2 separate regions of the Homo sapiens genome follow, and region 1 is linked to region 2. Evidence: chromatin loops called from intact Hi-C (ENCODE). Cell type or tissue: K562. All regions are shown on one strand. Links, peaks and the distances in the headings refer to the core of each region. The heading gives the core; the rest is flanking DNA.

What was found. A loop is a pair of places that touch in the nucleus more often than their neighbours do. Peaks named below come from ENCODE experiments on the same cell type or tissue, not always from the same donor. Only the 100,000 strongest peaks of a DNase experiment are listed, where the experiment ranks them.
Region 1: it touches region 2 in a loop (5-fold over the local background); 10 of 110 quality-filtered maps call a loop at or near these places.

The regions. Positions count from the first base shown.
Region 1 is chr12:91,349,633-91,360,507 of GRCh38, reverse strand. The region is part of intron 2 of LINC02823 (long intergenic non-protein coding RNA 2823); the gene reads right to left. It overlaps LOC105369896 (a long non-coding RNA gene), which reads left to right. Exons shown (of 9, transcript XR_001749251.2): 8 at 7,273-7,423. Among named protein-coding and RNA genes, the nearest start is that of LINC02823, 28 kb to the right of the region's middle. In K562, for the core only: a CTCF peak has its summit at 4,919 (motif pointing right); a DNase peak (open chromatin) is centred at 4,947.
Region 2 is chr12:90,948,497-90,959,371 of GRCh38, reverse strand. CCER1 (coiled-coil glutamate rich protein 1) reads left to right here and starts at 4,196. Exons shown (of 1, transcript NM_152638.4): 1 at 4,196-7,157. The coding sequence starts at 4,630. The coding sequence ends at 5,850. LINC00615 (long intergenic non-protein coding RNA 615) reads right to left here. Exons shown (of 5, transcript NR_038868.1): 5 at 10,703-10,875. RefSeq lists an enhancer at 5,188-5,287. In K562, for the core only: a CTCF peak has its summit at 5,319 (motif pointing left); a DNase peak (open chromatin) is centred at 5,301.

The sequences.
Region 1 (10,875 bases), core at 2,972-7,971, 400 kb before region 2:
ACTTCCTCCTTGACACCTTGTTCCACAGCGCTCACAGAGAGTGAATGAAAGTAGTGCATGAATTCAGCACCTGCAACTGAAATATACAGGTTCTCACATTGGGCCTGACTAGGCAAATAACTCGACCCACGGAGAACAAAGAAAAGCAGGGGGTTGGTGACAGTCCACCCAGGAGCAGTGCTGAACCTAAGGAATTCCCACCCCCAGCCAAAGAGGGACCATTAGGAGTACAAAATGCAAAGGAGGAAGTGTTCACATGTTTAGCCAGAATTTGTTTATAACAGTTGATTTATTCCATCATTAACAATCCTCATCTCTCTGGTTCCGAAGATTAGAGATTTGTGCACAACTAACCCCAAGGGTTTGTTGCAACAAACAGATTCCAGATCAGGTAGACTCTGATAATAATATCTATTGGATGTGGAGACATGGGTCTAGCATTTAGAATCAATTGATAGCTTCTGCCAATTTGGGCCAAAAACCCTGACCCAGATTTATTGTAAAGCACTCTTCCTGAACAAGTTAGCAAAACCAGGAGGTGGTGTGCACAGAACAGCACAGTTTCTTTCCCACTTATCTTGTTCTAAATCCTAAACTTCTTAATATTCCATTGCACTAATAACTTCTGGATGGCTCCAATCTGCAGCCAAGACTTTACACTCTTGGAACCTAACCTGACTCTTCTGCCCTTTGCCTGGAAGTTCTTGCCTGTCATCATTTTTATCAGTTCAGGGTCAGTTCATTGTTACTCTTCCTTCTCTCATATCCTTAACTTAGTAGAGCAGATTTGACTAGTTGTCCTCTGAGTATCCATTCTCTACTTTTTTTTTAGTAATAGAACTTAAAGTAATTTGAGTCAACAATGTTCACAGCTAACAGACTGTCTTTCCTAGCATCCCTTTCAGCCAGGTACATATGACTAACTTTTGGCCAGTAGTATTAAGTTTTTGGTAACAATTTTCAGTGAAGCATCGTGGAAAAAAAATTCGTGTGCAGCTAGGAAAGTCTGATTTCCCTCTCTATTCCTTCTTCTTCCTATGTTGGAATATAGATGTGATGCCAGGGTCTGAGTTCCCCGTTTTGAACTGGAAGGTGACCATGAGGATAGAAGCCACACACAAAAGATGATAAAAGAGAAGATAGAGGAAGACTCTATGGGGATAATTTAGGAGCCCTGGGCTTTATCTCTGGATTTATTTTGCGTAAGGAAGAATTGCATTTCTTCCTTGATAGACAATTTTCTTTTCCAGTCTTTGTTTCAAATTACACAACTCATGACTTATATACTGAAAGGATGGGAAGTGATCTAATTCAGTGAAAGTCATACCTGGTGAGGGACTATCTCTGTGGGTACAAGTTGGAGGCACCTCAGGCTTTGGCTTACAGAACGGTATAGAGCCACTTTTCATTCTCAGAAATATGTACCATCCCTTTGGAATCCCTGATTTTTCTCACCTCCTCCCTGAGAATAATTTCACTATTTTGAATACGGTATTTTCAGGAAGGCCCATAGGCTGGGCCAGCTATGGCTGCCTTTCATTGCCATTTGGTTATCTGATTAAGCATTGGTGTATGCACATATATGAACTATTATGTCATAATTCAAAAAGTATCCATATTACTTTTCTGCAATGGTAAATTCTTGGGCCAGGAATGTTAACCTGTGAAGAGGACAGTATGTGTGACTTTCAGAACAATTCCACATGGTGACAGCTTCTGGCATGCTCATGTTCCTCCTGTGGACTAAAAATTGGCATCTGAAAGACATGGTAGAACTAACAAGGGATATGACGGGGCTTCAGGGAGGTGGTGGAGAAGCAGGAACGCACTCCAATTGCACTTAACATTTTCCTTCTTTAAACCACATGTCCCAGGGTTTTTACTATGATAACTGAGAAGTCAATGAAACCTCCAATAGGAGTCACAAAACCCAGAGAAAATGTTTAGTTCCCTATAATTAATAGGTTCAAGCACATTGGTGATCATAGGCACTTTTTCTGACGCAGTGATTTTTCCTTATTGGGACACTATATGCCTAGCGTGTTTTTTCACAGAGGTTTGGCAGGATTGGAAATCACCAAGGGATAATTTCAAGTCTTCAATGCCAAGACAACTGGCATCTGAAGGTGTTATTACTTGTGTCCTTTCAGAGTTCTGCCAAGAATAATTACACCACTAAACCAACTAACCCTACAAAGTAATATATATTTCTCAGTAATCTTTTCTGTTAATTAATGAAAACTGACAGTAGTCAAAGAAATAATTGAGCATCCTTTTGAGATTGAAAGAACTCACTAGATATGTATGTATGTTATCAGTTGTTTGCTTTCACTTTTGCCCTCAGCTGGCATACATATTTGATAGTACCCACTTCTCAAGATAAGCCTTGATAGTAGTCTCAAAGATACTGTGCAAGGCCGCTTGACCTCAGGGTGCAGTTTTCTGGTCTATGTTAGTGAAATCCTTTAGTGTAGAAAAGCCTTAATACATCTGTATTTTGTTATCTTTCTTATGAGCCACCATAATGGCAGATGCCTGAAGACTACTGCATGGAGAAACTGGGCAATTAATTAGTATCCAATTATTATTTTAAATTTTTTATTATACTTTAAGTTCTGGGGTACATATGCAGAAGGTGCAGGTTTGTTACATAGGTATGCACGTGCCGTGGTGGTTTGCTGCACCCATCAACTTGTCATCTACATTAGGTATTTCTCCTAATGCTATCCCTCCCCTAGCAATTATTAGGATCTTATAAGTCCTCGATTATAAGCGATGCAATCTTTTTGAGTGCTAGCTTGAAACTGGCAAACAAATATTCTTCTGCATTCTATTGGCCAGAGCAAATCACAAGGCAAACTCAGATTCAAAGGAATGAGGAAATAGCCTCTTGATGGGATGAGGTTCAAAGTTCCACTGCAAAACACATGAAACAGAGAGGCAGGAAAAACAGGAATAATGCCTGCAATCAATCAATCTGCCACAGTAAAATAGCACAAGGTGCCAAGGGAGCATATAGAACATGCATATATTCCAGCCTAGAAAGTCAGCTCTTTCCCAGAGGCTGCAATTTCTGGGCTTAATCTTGAATGATGGTTGTCACTGAAAAGGTAAGGATGAGAGTCAGCGGTAGGGAAGGCACTTAAAGGCATGGGTAACCTAAGCAGGCATAAAGTCAGGACACAGTACCTCTTTGAAAAGTGCGGTATTTGTGTGGGCAAGTAAAAAATGAGAGAGGCAAAAACCAAGTTCTTAAAACACAGTCAGCCTTGTATGCATTTTGGAAATTCTCTATGCTTGCTTTCTTTTCAAATTATTTTGTGACCTTGTTATCTGTCTAAAAACTTAAGTTTTTCTGTTCTCCTTGATGTGCAGAGGTAGAGGAAAACATACCCAGGAATAATGTAATTTTTGACTTTCGCTGTGCGTAGAAATATCTTCTTTGACAGAGTTGTCCTCAGTGTTGTGTTTTGAAGGGCTAATGAATATTTCTTCTTCTGAGATAGTCCAGAAGGGAGCCATTTAGAATGCCTGATGTGTGGATAGATGGCCGTCAATCAATATGTCTACAAAGCAATTCTCTGAATGCCAGAGGATAGTGAAGAAAACTAGAAGGAATTTGAAATGAGAAAGTATGACTTTTAGGCCATTAAGGTTTTCTTTCAAATACCTGGTATGATGAAAGGGAAATAGAAAAAAACTCCAACAGCTGTTAATACATGGAACTAAAAGATGAGTGTGTAATATAGAAATTGATAAAACCATTAGTCTAGATGAGCTTTCATAAAGCATTTGATTCTCATCATTTTCTATTGACTCTTTATGGTATAACGTATTCCACAATTTAAAATTATCTTAGTTTTCATAATTTCAAAAAATATCAAATTTTATTATATGTTATGAAATACTGGCCCCAAGCCAAATTATTTTGTCATTTGTTTGGAATGAGATCCATGAGTTCCTTAAGACATATGTCCAGAACTAAAATATTTTCATAACTATAAGATAATATTGTTCTTTTTAAAGTTTTGTTTTTCAGGGTTTTAGCATTTCATATACATAATTTCCTTTTCCCAACTGCCCTCACCTATTTCCCTGGCATACTACTGGTATTTACCTGAGACTTAACTCAAGTTTATTTTTGCCTATATAAAGCTTATTCTGTCTTTGCAACCCTGCTCCACCCCAACTCACAGAATTGAACACTCTCTTTTTATGTGCAAGCACTGAAGTTGGCACCAGTCTCTGGGATCTACTCTAATATCTGTTATCACAACACATTGCACATTGTATTAATGTTTTCTTCATCATTAGACTGTAATTTATTTAAGAGTTAAGTCTGTGTTTTCTTACTCTTTGTGTCCTTTCTTCCTGTGGTGATGACATAGCAACTGCCCAATACATACTCATGGAAGTTAACTTATGAATAAATAAGTGAGTGGCTTTCAACTGCAGATGCAACTTTGAATGAGACGGCATCTGTTTCCACACCAAAAAAATTTTAAAACATAATATTTAGATTTCTTTCAATAATTAATTATTTATAAAGTCCTTTTGCATACTCCATCATTCAACTGATACTTACAACAATAATATCAGCCCCATTTTAAAAGTAAGAGCGTTCATGTTCATAGTAAGTCATGCAACTACATGAAAACTCAAGTATTCAGCTAAAGACACACATCCTATATTGCACACTGTTGAGAGAAATAGCAACTAAATGGGATGGCAATTCTGTGATTAACCTCTGTAACAAAAAGATTGGGTCATTTCTTTTCTTCTATTCATTTTTCTTGTGTACAAGTAAGAGAGGTCTACAAGGTGACCCCCAAGTTCCCTTCAACTCTAGCATATGAAATCTGCTCACTCACATACTCATTAAACGCTCTGTCTCTGGCCACCACATCAACTGACCACGAGATGGCGATGCAGCTTAACTCAGCACCCAGGTCTGTAACCCCAGCATCTAATGAAAGCCGTGCCCAAGGCAATTTCCCATATTCAGCAAATTTTAAAACATAGACATTCTGTCATATTTGAGAACTCACCACCTCCTTTTTCAAATATGACTACTGGCATGGAGAAAATGTTTCAAGATGCCAGCCATCCCTAAGATCAAGCAAGAGGGACATCAACTTGAGGCCAGTGCTAGTGAACAGACTAAGAAAGCTCATTTACATGACGGAAGACAAAGTATAATATCCACACCAGGGCAACTTTACCAGGTAGAAAAATTGGAGACTGCGTCTTCATCAGACTCTAAATTTCGATACTTTCAACACCAGATTTGTTCTCTGTTGAATCCCTGTAAATATTTAGCATGAACAAATGCACTAAGCACCAACTAGGAGTACCTCAATATGATGGGGTCTAGGGAAGAGGTAGTCAGTCTTCTGTAAAAGTTCACAATCAGACTCATATGTGTAACATATGTTTAATGAACACATATTGTGTGACAAGCTCATGTGTTAGGTCTCAGATAAATAGCATTAATAGTGGCTACTATTATTTGTTATTTATTGATTGCTAATTGCCACGGCATATGCATAGCACTCTAAATTTCAACTCATTAAATATTTATGAAAACATTACATATTAAGGGCTAGTAGCCCTATTTTACAGATAATGAAAAGTAGGCTCAAAGAGGTTAAGGCAATTTGCTACGATTACTACCATTTACTAAGATTACTGCCATTACTAAGATTACTGAGTCCTGGTTTTACAATAATGGAAAAGCAAGAACACTGAGGATAGAGGAAAGGCATACGCCAGCAAACATAACACATAATATTCCTGACAATAACCAGAAGTGCAGTCAAGGACACTTTCAGAGCACAATGCTTCTTCCTTGCCTTGGTCCCTGAAATTCACTTCCACTTGTTCAGAAAAAGAAAAAAGTAGGATTTCTGATTTGTTTTACAATATCCATTGTCTACCAATTCTCTCATGGCAGTATGGTCTTCAGCTGGCCCACTTGGGGATCCCTAATCCTGAACATTTTATTACCTCTTTTGCAACCAGTGCTGCTACTGGGCTTGTACTCTTGGAAACATTTCACAGGCAAGACTCCTCCAACCCATACAGAGGCTAGAAAGAAGGCAAAGAGACACGTTCTCAGAATGATATAACAAGAATCCCTCATCAAGGCTTGGTTTGTGTCTCTGTTAAAACGTAGTTGAGACATGGAATCAACCTAAATGCCCATCAATGATAGACTGGATAAAGAAAATGTGGCACATATATACCATAGAATACTATGCAGCCATAAAGAAGAATGAGATCATGTCTTTTGCAGGGATGTTAATGGAGCCGGAGACCATTATCTTTAGCAAACTAACACAAGAACAGAAAACCAAATATTGCATGTTCTCATTTATAAGTGGTAGCTAAGTTATGAGAACACATGGGTGCACAGCTAGAAATAGCACACACTGGGACCTTTCAGAGAGTGGAGTGTGGGAGAAGAGAGAGAATCATGAAAAATAACAAATGGGTAATAGGCGTAATACCTGGGTAATGAAATAATCTGTACAACAAACCCTCATGACACAAGTTTATCTATGTAACAAACCTGTACATGTACCCCTAAACTTAAAATAAGTAAAAACAAACAGAAAAGAATAGTTATTTTTAAAAGTTTATATCACTTCTACCAAGGAGCATAATTAATTTTGGCCATCATTAGAATATATTTGCTGTATGATTAACTGAAACATAAAATAATTTTATAATATACCAAGGCTCTGAAATAAATGCTGATTTTTTTCTTGACTCGGAGTGTGGGTTCCAAGGTATTTTTGTCCCATGTCAGCTGTTCTAGGGTGCCACATTCTCATTTCAGTTCTCTTTTGTTTTAGCTGTTATTTATATAATTGCTTGAAGTATCATATTTATTGATTTTTTTCCCACAGTTTGGTTCTCACTACATAAATCTGGCTATATTACCAGTACGGTAACTCTAGCCCTGTGGAGACAATGTGGCATAGAAGTTGAAATCCTTAACTCTGGAGACAGACTGACTAGCTTCTAATCCCACTCCTGCCACTTATTTCATGAGCAGTCTTGGGAAATGTGCTTAACCTCTCTATGCCTTAATGTTGTCATCCATAAAATGATAATGATTCATTTTTGACATACAACAGAGTTAGAAAGCATCTACTATATTCCACACAATGCTCAAGTAAAAATCACTAAATAGAACAGACCCCAAATCCCTGCTTTTGTGGGAGATGACAAGGGTAATGCACATCAATGGAATTTGTGTCCTTATAGGCTCAAGGAGCTCTCTTGTTCCTTCCACCATCTGAGAACACAGTGAGAAGTCCCCAGGCTTCAACCTGAAAAAGGGCCCTCATCAGAACCTGATCATCAGAACTTGGCACCCCAATCTTTGTCTTCTGATCTACATTGTGACCTAAGTCAGGTAAATACATCTGGCATACATCTTTGACATTTTTATACAATCTCTATGCACTGTGGTTTTAGATGTGCAATAATTTGTACAATGGTTTATTCCCAAGAACAGATTTTTTGTGTGTGTATACTTCCTTGCTTTAATAAATATATGATATAAATTTAAATAAATTTCTATTTTGTATATTTTTGTTTTGTTTTTTGTTTTTTGTTTTGTTTTGTTTTTGAGATGGAGTCTTGCTCTGTTGCCCAGACTGGAGTGTAGTGGCATGATCTCGGCTCACTGCAACCTCTGACTCCCAGGTTGAAGTGATTCTCCTGCCTCAGCCTCCCAAATAGCTGGGATTACAGGCACCCACCACCATGTCCAGCTAATTTTTGTATTTTACTAGAGACAGGGCTTCACCATGTTGGCCAGGCTGGTCTTGAACTCCTGACCTCAAGCTATCCACCTACCCCAGCCTCCCAAAGTGCTGGGATTACAGGGGTGAGCCACCACACCCAGCGTATTTTGTATATTTGTAAAGTACAAAGTAAAATGAACATTTTATGGAGTTTGTATTTTGCATACCCAATGTGAGAATTAAGTTTTAAATAAATAAACCTATAATATTTTATCTGAACAAAAAAAAAACAGAACTGTGATAAATTTATATTGCTTATAAGCTACCAAATTTATGGCATTTTGTTATAATAGGTTAAAGAGACTAAGACAAATAAGGTGTTGGACATCTTTTATTTGGTATTTGGTATTTATTTGGTATTTATACATCTTCTTTGATGAGGTATCTGTTAAGGTCTTTAGCCATGTTTAAATTAGTTGTTAGTTTCTTATTGTTGATTTTTAAGAGTTCGTCATGTATTTTGGGTAACGGTCCTTTCTCAGAAGTGTCTTTTGCAAATATTTGCCCTATTCTGTGGCTTATTTTCTCATTCTTTTGACATTAACTTTTGCAGTACATGACGTTTGTTCCATCACCGTTTGCTGAAAGAACAATCCTTGCTCCATGATATTGCTTTTGCTCCTTTGTTGTATTGGGCTGTTTTTGCATTACTACAAAGGAATACCTGCGACTGGGTAATTTATAAAGAAAAGAGGTTTAACTGGCTCATGATTCTGCAGGTTTTATAGGAAGCATGCTGCTGGCATCTGCTTAGCTTCTAAGGAGGGCCTCAGGAAGCTTACAATCATGGCAGAAGGCGAAGGGGTAGCAGGCACGTAACATGCTAAAAGCAGGAGCAAGTGAGAGAGAGGGAGGTGCCACTCACTTTTAAACAGCCAGATTTCACAAGAACTCACTCATTATTTTGAGGACAGCACCAAGAGGTTGGTGTTAAATCATTCAGGAGAAATCTCCCGCCAAGATCCATTGACCTCTCACCAGGCCCCAACTCCAGCATTGGGGATTGCATTTCAACATGAGGTTTGGGAAGAGACAAATATCTAAGCTATATTATCTGTCAAAGACCAGTTATCTATATTTATATGAGTCTATTTCTGGGCTCCCACTTCTTATCCATTGATATATTTGTCTATTCTTTCACCGATACCATCCTGTCTTGATTACTATTGCTTTACTCTTTGAGCATTTAAATATTATATGCTTGTTATAGTATTTATAAATGTTTGTAATTTCCTATTTTGATTTCCTTCTTTACTCTAAGACTTACTGATAAATATGTTTTTAAAACTATACACATACAAATTTTAGAGGCTTTCACTTGTTAACTTCTTATATGTTATTTGCTTCTGCAATTTTTTGAGATTTTCTGTGTAGCTTATTTAATGGTCAGTTTTTGTGGACACTTCACAAGAAAAATGACGCATCTTAAAAAATTATTCTATTAGAAGCCTACTTTTTAAAATTATGATTGATAGTCCTTTATAAATTCCTTTTTTTGTTATTGCTTTCCAATTCTACTTCCTTACTGGTAATGTGTATTGGGTATCCATCTTTCTTGAATATTTCTCAGAGGTAAATGTTGATAAATAATCCAATTGCATACTCTCTTGCCCTGGATAGTAGTTGATTTAGGGATATAAATATAGCCCAGTGCTGGACAATGACATGTGAGAGGAAATCAGTTGAGGTCATTTTTAAAAGATTTCCTTTCTTTTATAAAGCAGCTCAGAAATAATCATTTTTGGTCCACTGAATAGGATCTTGTCTGCATGTGACCCCTGAAATGTAGCAACCATCTTGTGACAATGAGGAAAAAAATAGTGGCAGAGCAGTATGAAAGAACAGAGCCTGGTTCCTAATTCTATTCTTCAACCACTGCATTAATCCTCGAGCCTCCTTGTCACAGGACATTTGGCAAATCAAGTATCCATTCCCCTTTTTACTTACGATACTTATTTTCAGGTGAATTTCTGGCACTTGCAGTCAGAACATCCTCTCTGGTAAAAATTTTGTAACCAAAGTGAGATTCTATACATAACATATTCTAAGATATGAAATTGGCAGATGGGATCATCTGAAGGAGTGAGGTGAGGACTAGACTATTCAAGTTTCAAGGCTGGTGCCTTGCTTTGCTCTTGCAAAGCCTTTGGTCACTATGATGCTTATTGTGAGTTGGGTTATAGACCATGTATTATTTTAGGGGGAAAATAGCTATTTCTTGCAGCTTTCAGTTTTGTTCTAAGAGTGGAATTGCTAACAAATAAAAACATCGCACACCTACTTAACTTTAAATATTGACTACTTTTATAAATAATAACAACTTTTTGAAGTATGAATATGTCCAAATTATTACATGCAATATACTTTATATTACAAAAAAAAGTTTTCTGAATTTCAAATTTAACTAGGCATATTGTATTTTTTTCTGGCAACCCTAACTAGAAGAAAGATATCAACCTAAGATGAAGGAAGCATTCCTGGATGCAAAAAAGGAAGGAAACAAAGAAAGGTCCTTTTGCCCATGACTTATAGTCTAAAGTCAACTAAGAGCCTCATAACATGAAACATTCAAGGACTGAAAACAAAGCCAAACAAATTTTGTGTTACAAACTAAAAATATAGGACTAATAAATCCAATTAAACAGCCTGCACCCAACAAAGGGGAACATTTATTATATACAACTGGTAGGAGAGATTTGTTAAACGACTTGTGCGTATATCTCCAAGGCTAGTTTTAAAAACAATTACTTCAAAATAAAGAATATTAAACTGAGGGACAGAGGTTGGGCAGAGCACAGAGACTGGTGTCTGGGAAACAAAAATTCTCAAAGATTATAAATATGGAGCTTTGCTTGTTGGACTCGAAGTCCACTGTAGAAGAGCCTGCCAATTATCTCTCAGTATTTCTTTCTTTATTCCTGCTAGTAATAAAAGCTCTTAATTTTAAGTGCAGCCTTGTGACTGAAATTCTCCCCTTCAGTGGAATGTGCATGTAAGTTATTGTGCCAACTTCCACATCACCCTCTCTCTTCAGATGCAAGGACCGAAGACAACTGTT
Region 2 (10,875 bases), core at 2,959-7,958:
GGTTTGCTTTTTCAAAGCCAATTGAAAAATGCTGAAGTATAATAAAAACACCCAATTCTACGACAAGAATAAAAGGTAATTAATACTGCAACCTGGAATTGTTTAAAAATGGAATTCATGATAAAACACAAAAATGAGTTGTTTACTTGTCAGTTTGTTTTGTATAGGAATTGTTGCTGACTGTATTTTGAATGAGCTACTACTGCCATCAAGTGTTAGAATTCTTCAAGTCACAAAAATGCACAAAAACCAACACCAAAATTGCAGTATGTTTTCAACTTAAAAACATAATGCTCTGCACAACATAAAACATAGCAGAGCCTACGCCATCATACGGCACTTATTACAATTTGAAAAAGGCCAACAGTGTCATTAAAATCTTCCAAATAAAGTAGCAACAAGTGAGTATGAACAACATATTTGACTCAATTTACTTTACATATGTGGGAAACTGATGGTAAGATTGTCTGCCTCCTGGTCTCCTGGTGTTCACACCTTTGTGTAATACCCACTCCCCCAACCCCTCCACACGGCGTGTCCACGGGGACCTGGGCCTTGCTTCTAACCCACAGACTATGGCAAAGGTGATGGAAAACCCAGGATTATGTTAAGGCAAGAATGTCAAGGCCAGGATTATCATAAACAGCCACACACTTTCACACACACACACACGTGTATATGTCTGTATTTACATCTGTAACTTTCCATCTTGCTAGGAGAAACTATGGAGATTTTCTTTGCCAGTTAGATGATGTGAGCAGCCCCGTTGAGGAAGCCCACAGTTCTTGCTTTGGGCAGTGTCTAAGAACCGCCCTTAGCCCCTAGGACTAGTGGGTGGCCTCAAGTCCTAAAGCTGGGCTCCAGCCAACAGAGAGCTAAAAGGCAGGGCCATCAGTCTTACAGCCATGGGGAATAAATTCTGCCAATGCCATAAATGATCTTAGGAGTGAATTTTTCTGAATTGAGCACATCAGTGAGAACTCAAACCATTCAAAATCTTAATTACAGCCTGTAGCAGTCTGTTCTCATGCTGCTAATGAAGACATACCCGAAACGGCACAATTTATAAAGAAAAAGAGGTTTAATGGACTCACAGTTCTACTTGGCTGGGGAGGCCTCACACTCATGGCAGAAGGTAAAGGAGGAGCAAAATCACGTCTTACGTGGTGGCAGGCAAGACAGAATGTGAAGCAAGAGAAAGGTGTTTCCCCTTAGAAAACCATCAGATCTCGTGAGACTTATTCACTACCACGAGAACAGTATGGGGAAACCACCCCCATGATTCAATTATCTCCCACTGGCTCCTTCCCACAACATGTGGGAATTATGGGAGCTACAATTCAAGATGAGATTTGGGTAGGGACACAGCCAAACCATATCACAGCCTGTTGCACCCATGGACAAAGGGCCCACTAAGATATTCCTGGACCCCTGATTCCTGAAAACCTTGAGATAATAAATGTATATTGTTTTAAGTAACCAAGGTTGTGATCATTTGTTATGCAGCAACAGAAAGCTAATACAATATTCAACAACAGGATGAATGTGTTATATTTCAATATTGAATCAGAATATTTCATTTCATGGTATTGAAAGAATATGGGTCAATTAAAAATGTGTCCTTACATTGGTCAACAGGTACAAAGTTACAGGTAGGGAGAAGGAGTAAGTTTTGGTGTTCTAATGCACATCAAGGTGACTACAATGAACACCAATGTATTGTGTATTTCAAAATAGCTATAAGAGAGGATTTTAAATTCTCACCACAATTAAACGACAAATACTTGAATATACTAATTAGCCTAATTTGATCATTTCATAAAGTATATATGTATGGAAATATCACATGGTGCCATATATATATACAATAATTTGTCACTAAAAAAAGAACTATAAAAGTGTCTTTAAAAATTAATTAAATGTCTGACTTTTTGTTTAACATGCTTTAGTGGTAAATTTTCTTGGATGATTTACCAGTACATTCAAAACTTGTATTATAATTCCAATCTCTGTAAAATTAAAATCATAATCAAAATAATAAATTGCTGCTTCTCTTAAGAAAATTCGGGCAAGCCAATAACGTGTCAATGTTGTTCAGTAGGGAGAATAAATATTCTCACCATGCAAAAAGTATATAATGCCAAGATTAACTGTATAAAGGTCACATCAACTGATCAAAAAATGATGTCCTTAATTACCTGTAAAATGAGTTAACCATCTCTTTTAAAACAAAAAGAAACTGATTGGAATTTCAACACAGCAACATGGTCCATCTGTAATGCTCTCAATTAAAACCCATTTTTGCATAACACACGTCCTTAGAAAAAAATAAAACTGGGCTCTCACCATTCCATTTTGAGTACACAGAGCAGGGTCAGAATAACTGCCAAAGGTGAGTCCATATCTAGAAAGGGATACTGCAGGCTAAACATGTCAGCATTCTGTACTTTGAGTCAAGCAGGGGTGTCCTCAGCAAACCACAGAGCAAATGAAATTAAATGAAGCCTGTGGATTCTACAGGTCTCAGGGCAAATGTTGGAGTCCTGATCCAAGACCCCCTATAATGTTCTCAATTTTCAGCCAGGAATGCATAAATGACCTTTGCCAGCTTCAGGGCTTTCACACATTTTGCTTTTCTGGCATTTAATGGAGCCTTATATAGACTGAAGTTCCCAGCAGGCAGTTTTCCATTTTGTGCAATTCCACTCAGCACAGAAAAGTAAGAAAGGGATATAAACTGAGACGGTTTTCTCTAGGACCAAGTATGGTAGCACTTTCCTTGACGTTTTACAAAGAAGGACAAGAAAAGGACACAAGCCAGGGTGGGGATGCCTATTTTTGCATCAAGAACAAGTGCCTTTACATATACTATATCATCTCTTTTAGAAGTCATGAAGTATTTACAAATAAGGATGATAGTTAACAGTTACTGAGTACTTACAGGGTACCTGCACTAAGTACTTGAAGGAATTACAGTAAGTCCTCACTTAGCATCATAGGTTCTTGGAAACTGCTACTTTTAAATGAGAAGACATATAATGAAACGTGGTTTTGTTATTGTTGTTGTTTTGCCTCAGCAACGTTATAAGGAAATGACATTGAGCAAAACATTAATATTAGAGGACCTGTTATATGCATTTAATTCTTTACACAACCGTATGGAAAAGGTAGTATAATCATGGTATGGGTAAGGAAACTGAGGCTTACAGAGATTAATAATTGGTGAGTTGAAGTTGAATCCCATTTATTTAAATTAAAACCCATATGCTTAACCACAATGCTTTAAAGGCTTCCCGTGTATATGCTGTATGGTCAGTGAAGGGACAAAAGGAAAGACAATCAGAATATTCCTCTTCCCAAGGACAAACCTGTGGTATTCATTATGGTAATAATAATATTTGTTTAATTGAGGTACACATGTACGGTATATTACCAATAGCAAAGTACCTTCCCAAATGTTATGTCATTTAGTTATCACAAGGGTCCTACTGGGGGTTTGGTAGAACACATAGCAATGTCATTAGGAACCTAACTTTTGGGTCAAACAGGTTTAGGCTTAAATCGTAGCCTGGAAATTTATTAGCCCCACAACCATGGGGAAATTAAGCTCTCAGTTCCCTCATCTGTGACAGGTGATAAGATACGCCTACCTCTCAGGGTAGATGACAGGATTATTTGTCAGTGAGCACATGCAATAATAAATGTTCGTGGTCTTGTTTTATGTATTATGAATCCCAATTCTCAGGAGTAAGAAGAGTTGGCACCGGCCAGAAGGTAAGAGGTTGGGCAAAGTTTCCTTTCTCCAGTAATTTTCCATGATCCCTTAGGCCCTCCAAAGGTGTAGAATGTGGGGTTTTCAAAACTCAAGTTCTCCCGCCCCCACCGGGTTCAGATGAAGGCCCATCTTCTAAACCCCCGCCTCAAGGTGATACAAAGCTTTCGGATAAACTGCCTCCAGACTTGCTTGAATTGAGCAGCAGAAACCCAGCCTGGACCCCTCTTCACCTCCCCCAAACGCTGCGTCACAAGCCCCCTGCGAATGTTCACCTGGAGCCTGGTTCCGGACAGAACCCGGCCTTGCACACAGGGAGGACGATTTCGACCCCAATTGGCTGTTGCCCTGGGTGACCAAGAACGCAGTGGGCACGCGGGAGACCACAGCCAGTATTTAAAGGCTGCCGCTGCCCTCGCCACCACAGTCCTGCCAGGACGGCGACAGTGAAGCACCTGGGTTGAGAGGGAGCAGCAGGTAACTGCGCAACCCCTGCCTCCCCCGGCCCCAGCCCGTGCCTCAGCAGAGCCGGGTGTGGTGGGGACCCGGGAGTGGGTCTCACTGCGTGTCGCCTGCCAACACCTTCCTCCCCCACCATCCTTACCCAGCCCCAGTCCCACCCAGCACACCTGGGCGAGACAACCCAGGTGCGAAGGACAAGCGATTACTACCGAAGAGCGTGCAAACCAGGAAGAGAGCAGCCTCCTGGAGAGGAAAACGTGATCCCAGGGGTAGACACGTGGCGCTGCGTGGAGAGACAGGTTGACGAGACGAGGCTCTTCTGACCGTCCTACCTGGCAAAACTTGACGACAGCTTCAGGTCGCTACCATCTGGACCTCTCGGAGCTCCCTGAACCATGACTCAGACCCTCGACACAAGGGAAGACCCTCTGAACCTGGGCGGCGGTGGCGGCGGCGGCTGTGGCTGTGGCTGGGCACACTCGGCCTCCTTGAGCTCCTGGTCGTCCTGCCATCGAAGGCGCCCGGGTGCTCCAGCGTACAATAGACCGCACCGATATAGCCCCAAGACCGAGTATGGGCCCCCAAGGAAGCAGCCGAAGCAACAGCACGGCCCGGGCTTTTGGTTCCAACCACCCGTGTGCTCTAACTGGGGGTGCTGGGGAGGGCCCTGGCGCCCACCCCCTCCAGGATTCTGGAAATTCCCCTGCCCGGTGCAAGTGTTTCGGGTGTATGGCCTGCACCCTCTCTGCTTTTGCTGCTGCTCCTGCTGGAGCGGGTCCTGGAACCCTGGCTGGGTGAAGCCCCCAGGCAGGAAGAAGCGCTGGGGCCGCAGAGGCCGCGGCCTGCGCCACCACCCTCGCCACTCCTACCCGCGGAGCCCGCCAGCGGATGTGAGCACGCTGCCGCGGCCGGTCAAGCTGTATGAGTGGAGAGAGCCTGGCATGCGAGCGCCGCCCAACACCACCCAATTCATCATGAACCAGATCTACGAGGACATGAGGCAGCAGGAGAAGGTGGAGCGTCAGCAGGAGGCGCTGCGGGCGCAGAAGGCCACGGTGAGCGGCGAGGCCTCCCCAGCCAGATCCTCCGGAAACGACGCGCCCCCTGGCGGCAGCAAGGAAACCTGGGGACTGCAGGAAACTCTGTATGGCTTTGTGCAGAATCCCTCTCTAGCATTCAGTCCCAACCCAGAGGAAAACCAGTCTCTTGCCCCGCTGCTGGTGGAAGAAGAGGAGGAGAAGAAAAATGATGATGAGGAGGAGTATGACCAGGAGGTGTGTGATGCAAAGGAGGCGAGCGAGGAGGAAGAAGAGGTCGAAGATGAGGAGGAAGAGGTCGAAGATGAGGAGGAAGAAGAGGTCGAAGAGGCTGAATATGTGGAGGAGGGAGAGGAGGAGCTGGAAGAGGAGGAGCTGGAAGAGGAAGAGGAGGTCCTGGAGGAGAACGAGCAGAGAGGGGAAGAATTTCACTTGCCTCTGGAAATGCCTTTATCAATCTTCGTAGAGGCTGAAGAAAAGAGAGAGAACTTTATAAGCTGCACTTTTTTAAACCCAGAGCAGATAATTCCCAAAGTGCCACAGGAATCCCTGTTCATGGCACAGGACTTTAACTGTTAGACATCAGAAAAGGGATTGAGAAAAGGGATGGAACTGATTTGAGGCTAAACTGGATTAGCAATTTATTAAAAACTGATTAAAAAGTGAGTTCCATTAATAAACAGATCTATGTAAACACCTTCTTTGGCCATTATAAAATGTTTAAAATTTGATGCGTATGTGTATGACTATGGGTGGGTGGTGGGGAAGCTTTCAAATATAATTTTACTGGAACTGATTAAAGGCCAAGTATTTTATTACTACCATTTGAATATTTTCATTTGGTGTTTTCCCCTCTAGAAAACAGAGTTGCTGTTGTTTTTTTAAATCTGGCAATGCTGAAAAAGCGTTTGTTTTTGAAACAAATTTATACAACTTGGCCACTTAATGAGCTTGGAATCAAGAGATAGTTTATTACATGCGTAAGAAGCACATTCTAACGCTACTAAATGTTCACCAGTGCTCTTAACATAACTGAAGCCATTTTCAATCCCTGTATTTTTTCAACAATATTTTTCCTCATAGATTTTTCCACCATCAGAGTTCATTTTTGAGGGTTATATTTTGTTAACCTCATTTGCAGGCTCTTGTGTCATCGCTTATTGATATTCCTTGTTCCACAGTGCTATGGATCTTCCTCAGAAGAACATGAAGTTGCTTCTGTGGAACTGGTTATCTGCCATGGCCTCAACAATCCATAATCCAGTCATGGAGAGGATTCCCCATGGTCAGAAGTCAACTTGCACATCTAGTTAAAGTCCAAGGTAACTGCAAACAGTGGAACATGGCTTAGGTTTTGAAGCCTCGTTATTGGATATAGTCTTTATCCTAAGTTCTGAGGAGCCATAAAAATAGTTTTCCAGAATGGATTTTTTTTTTTAGATAAAAAGATTATCTACCTTTTGGGGGTGGAATATCTTATTTTGTTTTTGAATTTGTCTTTGTTATAAAGAAGAGTAAAACAAAGATGTGTAAGTGTGAGTCTGTGTGAGCTAGTTTCTGATGTCTAAACAGCAATTACCTATGGAGAATACATCATTCAAAGTAATAGCTTTTGTTCAAACATTTTTAGGAAGTAATAATACATTTCTTCCTGGACAGTTGATAAAAGTTCCATCCATAGCATATTTCCAGAATATCCCTAGATGATGAATTTAAACATGCCTTCTCAGAAATTAAATCTTTTGACTTTGAACCACAAGTTAGCATTTATTTGTTGAAGAGAAGAATGTGTGGTGATGTCTTACCTGAATGTTGGTTGTTACTGATATATTACAATTTTCAAGGTGATAAGCTTGAGCTATTAAATAATAAAAAGTATTAAAGTACCTTGCCTCTCATTTCTCATTATTGAAATATCACAAATCCATGCAGCAATGCTTCAGTGGCCAAAAGGATGAATAGAAGAAAGGGGGAAAAAACTTAGGAATTTTAAAATTACACCAAACATTCCAAATTGCAGTGGTGAATAACCAAAACTCTAAGATATCATTACTTTCTACAAGATGCAATTTCTGAATGACCTATAAAATTAAAAGTAGCCATCCCTATGTGTTTTACTGTTCTAATATATATAAGTAGAGGGAAATCAAGAATCCAGCTCCTGAAGCTAGGTAATAAATCCATGCAAGTCATAGCCCATAAATACTTTACTGATGACACTTAATCAAAAGGTCAAAGTTAAGTATGTTCTCACTGGAGAAGCCTTTTTTCATTTAGGATTGAATTTATTTACAATCCCATCTGGACATTTCTCTATTTCTTCCTGCAAAATATTTTAAATTTAAGAATTCACCACATATTAATTGCCTTCATATGCAAAGATGTTATTCACTAGTTATTTTAAGGGATGTAAACATGTGCAATGCCTCAGGAGTCTACATTCTTGTGCATGAACCATTATTCAGCAAATATTGAACTACTGGGGGCCAAGCACTGTGAACAGTGATAAGAATACAATGGTGAATAAGCAAAACCCCATTCTGACATTGTTATTGTTTAGTAGAAAAGTCAGACATTAAATGAGTTAGATGGATTGCTCATTGCAAGTGGTCTGAAGGAAATGTACCACTATAAAAACATAGATCACTAGAGAACCCAGGAGTAAGGCTGAGGATGTTTATCGTGGGCAGAGGGACCCCTAAGTCTAAAGGCCAAGAGCTGAGAGGAGCTTGATGCCTTTGAGGAACTGAGGATAGAAAGACCAGCATGTCTGGAAGCAACGGCCAATGACAAGTGAGAGAAGTATGCAGAATCCATATTATCTATTCTATTGACTTTTATGCCATCCATATCTTCTAGAATAGACACCAGCAAAAATTAATGAGAGGAGAAAACTATTAGTCATTGATGATTCTCTACCTGACCTTCTTCTTTTTTTTTTTTTTAACTAGCCAGATACTGTGATGCTTGCTTTACTAATCCTGATGGCTAATATGAAATAATTAACCCATGTTAGGGGTTGAAGGGATTGGTCATCCCGGGACACCCACCATTCTAACCAACCACTATCATGTAATGAGGGGGATCTTAGGGTTTCTTGCTCAGCATGATTGGAGCACCATAGTTCTCAACTCCCATGGAGAGCCTCTTGCACAGTTTTAGTTTTAGAGGTATGTGTACACATGAAGAGAAAATACAATTTTCCAAAATAAATTCATTATTATTAAAATTATTTCAAACTTTATTGGGTGAGCACAGTGAGGATGAGGTGCCAGTTAGGCATTTCTTTCAAGAATGGAGCTATTCTGCCAGTTGTCAGAAAAATAACGTTATAAATCATAAAACATGATTATAGGGCCTGGACTTGATAAGCGTTGTTGCTGTCTATTCTGAGGTTTTTTTTCTCATGTGGAGATTCTGGCATTTTCATCCTCTAGAGACTGACAGCATTTCTTGATTTGTCTTCATTACTTTGTCTCCACAGTAACCTCGAGGAATTTTATTTGATGTGAAAATATTAGCCCTCTAAAGATGGTAAATACACTTGACATCTAGAGATCAACTCTGAACTCTGAGTATGATTTTATAAAATTGTAGAACATCCGTATATGAGGAAGACAGTATTTGTAACATATTTAGTTCTATTAAAATAAATGTAGAGGTGAAATGACTAATCTCCTCCAGTTAACACAAACCTACAGATCTGGGAAATAAATGATACATCTCCTATAGGTGACCTTGGGTTAAGGGAGTCGATAAGACTAAAAAAAGTCCTTAAATTACAGGTTTTTTTAGCAGCGTAATAAAATGATACATGCAGCCATGTTTTGTATTCAATAAGGTTTATGTTAATGTAAGACAACCGAAAATTACTCAATGTTGTCATATCACCTTGGCCTTGATTATCTATATATTAAAATCAAAATCAGAATGTGGCTATCTTAGCTGTTTCAGTAGCTAAGTAGCATTTTTCTTTATTTAGTTTTAGTTAATTAGTGGAATACAGTCCAATGTCAAGGTCGGCTAATGGAAGAGAAGATTTGGATGTGGCATGGGAAGGCCTGGATGTGTGTTGTCCTGCTGCCTAAGTGACCTGTGATGGTGGCCACTTGCCTTGGGTTTCTCTTTCCTCAGTGTTAGTGATTATACTTTATCACTTAGGTATATTGTGAAGACAAAATACTCAATATTTAAGAAGAATTGTATTATAACTGCAAAACACTGTTGACCATTATATGTTAAACTACATTTTATAAAGTTATCTCACATAATTTCTGAACATTAGTTCAGTCTAAATTTATTAGCAAGACCCAGAAAATCTTATAGCAATTCTATTGGGCTGACATATCAGATATTTCAGTTGTTATTAATACCACAGAACTAAGTATGAACAAGCTTGTCCTTGAAATGTAGTTTTGGCTTCTGGTAAAATAGTGTGTAAATGGACACTTCACATTGTCTACTGCCATGATTTTTAAAGTGTGGTCTATGAACCAGCAGCACTGACACCCAGGTGTTAGATCCATTGCAGAAGCCTCATGGGAATTTAATGATTAAGACTATGGTTTATGCATTCAAAACTATCATTTATTGCTTGTGTGACCTCAGGGTTGTTACTGAAATTTTGACATCTCATTTTCCTCATCTATAGTACCTACCTCATGGATGAAATGAGATTGTAAAGACTAAGTGAGATAATAGTTACCAAGCACTCAGAACAGTGGCATTCAATACTTCCTAGTTACAATAAGTATTCAGTAAATACACAAATGAGGTCATAGACATGTTATGTGGTGTCTAAAAGTTACTTGTTAGTGATGCGAGCAACTATAAGTGTAAAATCTCCCAAAATAACAAAATGATTAATTAACTCTGCCCTATTTCCCCTAGTGTAACTCTAATCAGATACATTACCTTTGAGCTGCAGATACCATTATGCAGACTATATGAGAACCAGTTAAATCTCTAGAGTTGAACTCTTTCCCAAGATAATATTCTCTGTCCTTTATCTCCCCTCTGCCCCTGCCCTTGCCCCAGGTCAATGATGTTTCCTTTTACGGTTGACATTAATGCTCTAATGGTTGGTGCTAAGAATTACCCGTCCTTTTCCATAGAAGCAATGGATAGTTGAATGCATATTTTCAAAATCAAAATCAATGCAACTGTAATACTTGAAAAACAAATTTGTTTGTAGTGGGTTAATAGTTTATATAAGTGATGTGACGACAATCTAACACAGGAATATTTTATGTGTACGTATATCAATATACACATTTGGTGGGAACAAATGCCTGAGTGGGATAAATTGTTATAAATGTTGCTTTGTTGCTTCTCATCTATAATTAAAGTAAAATCAAAATTTTACTTTAGAAAAATATTCGTAAGAATTTATAGGTAACTTTATAAGTGTATAAGATAACTGGATATCATTCCTAATATTACCACTTTATTGAAGGTTCTGTTTTATGCTACACTTAAAATTAAGCTCATTGTAGATTAAGATACAGTTACAGATATATGAAAATGCCAAACAATATTTAATGCCTGTTGTAAGTCACTTATGTAGAACAGTTAAACTATCAAAATGTAGACGTTAGATTTCAA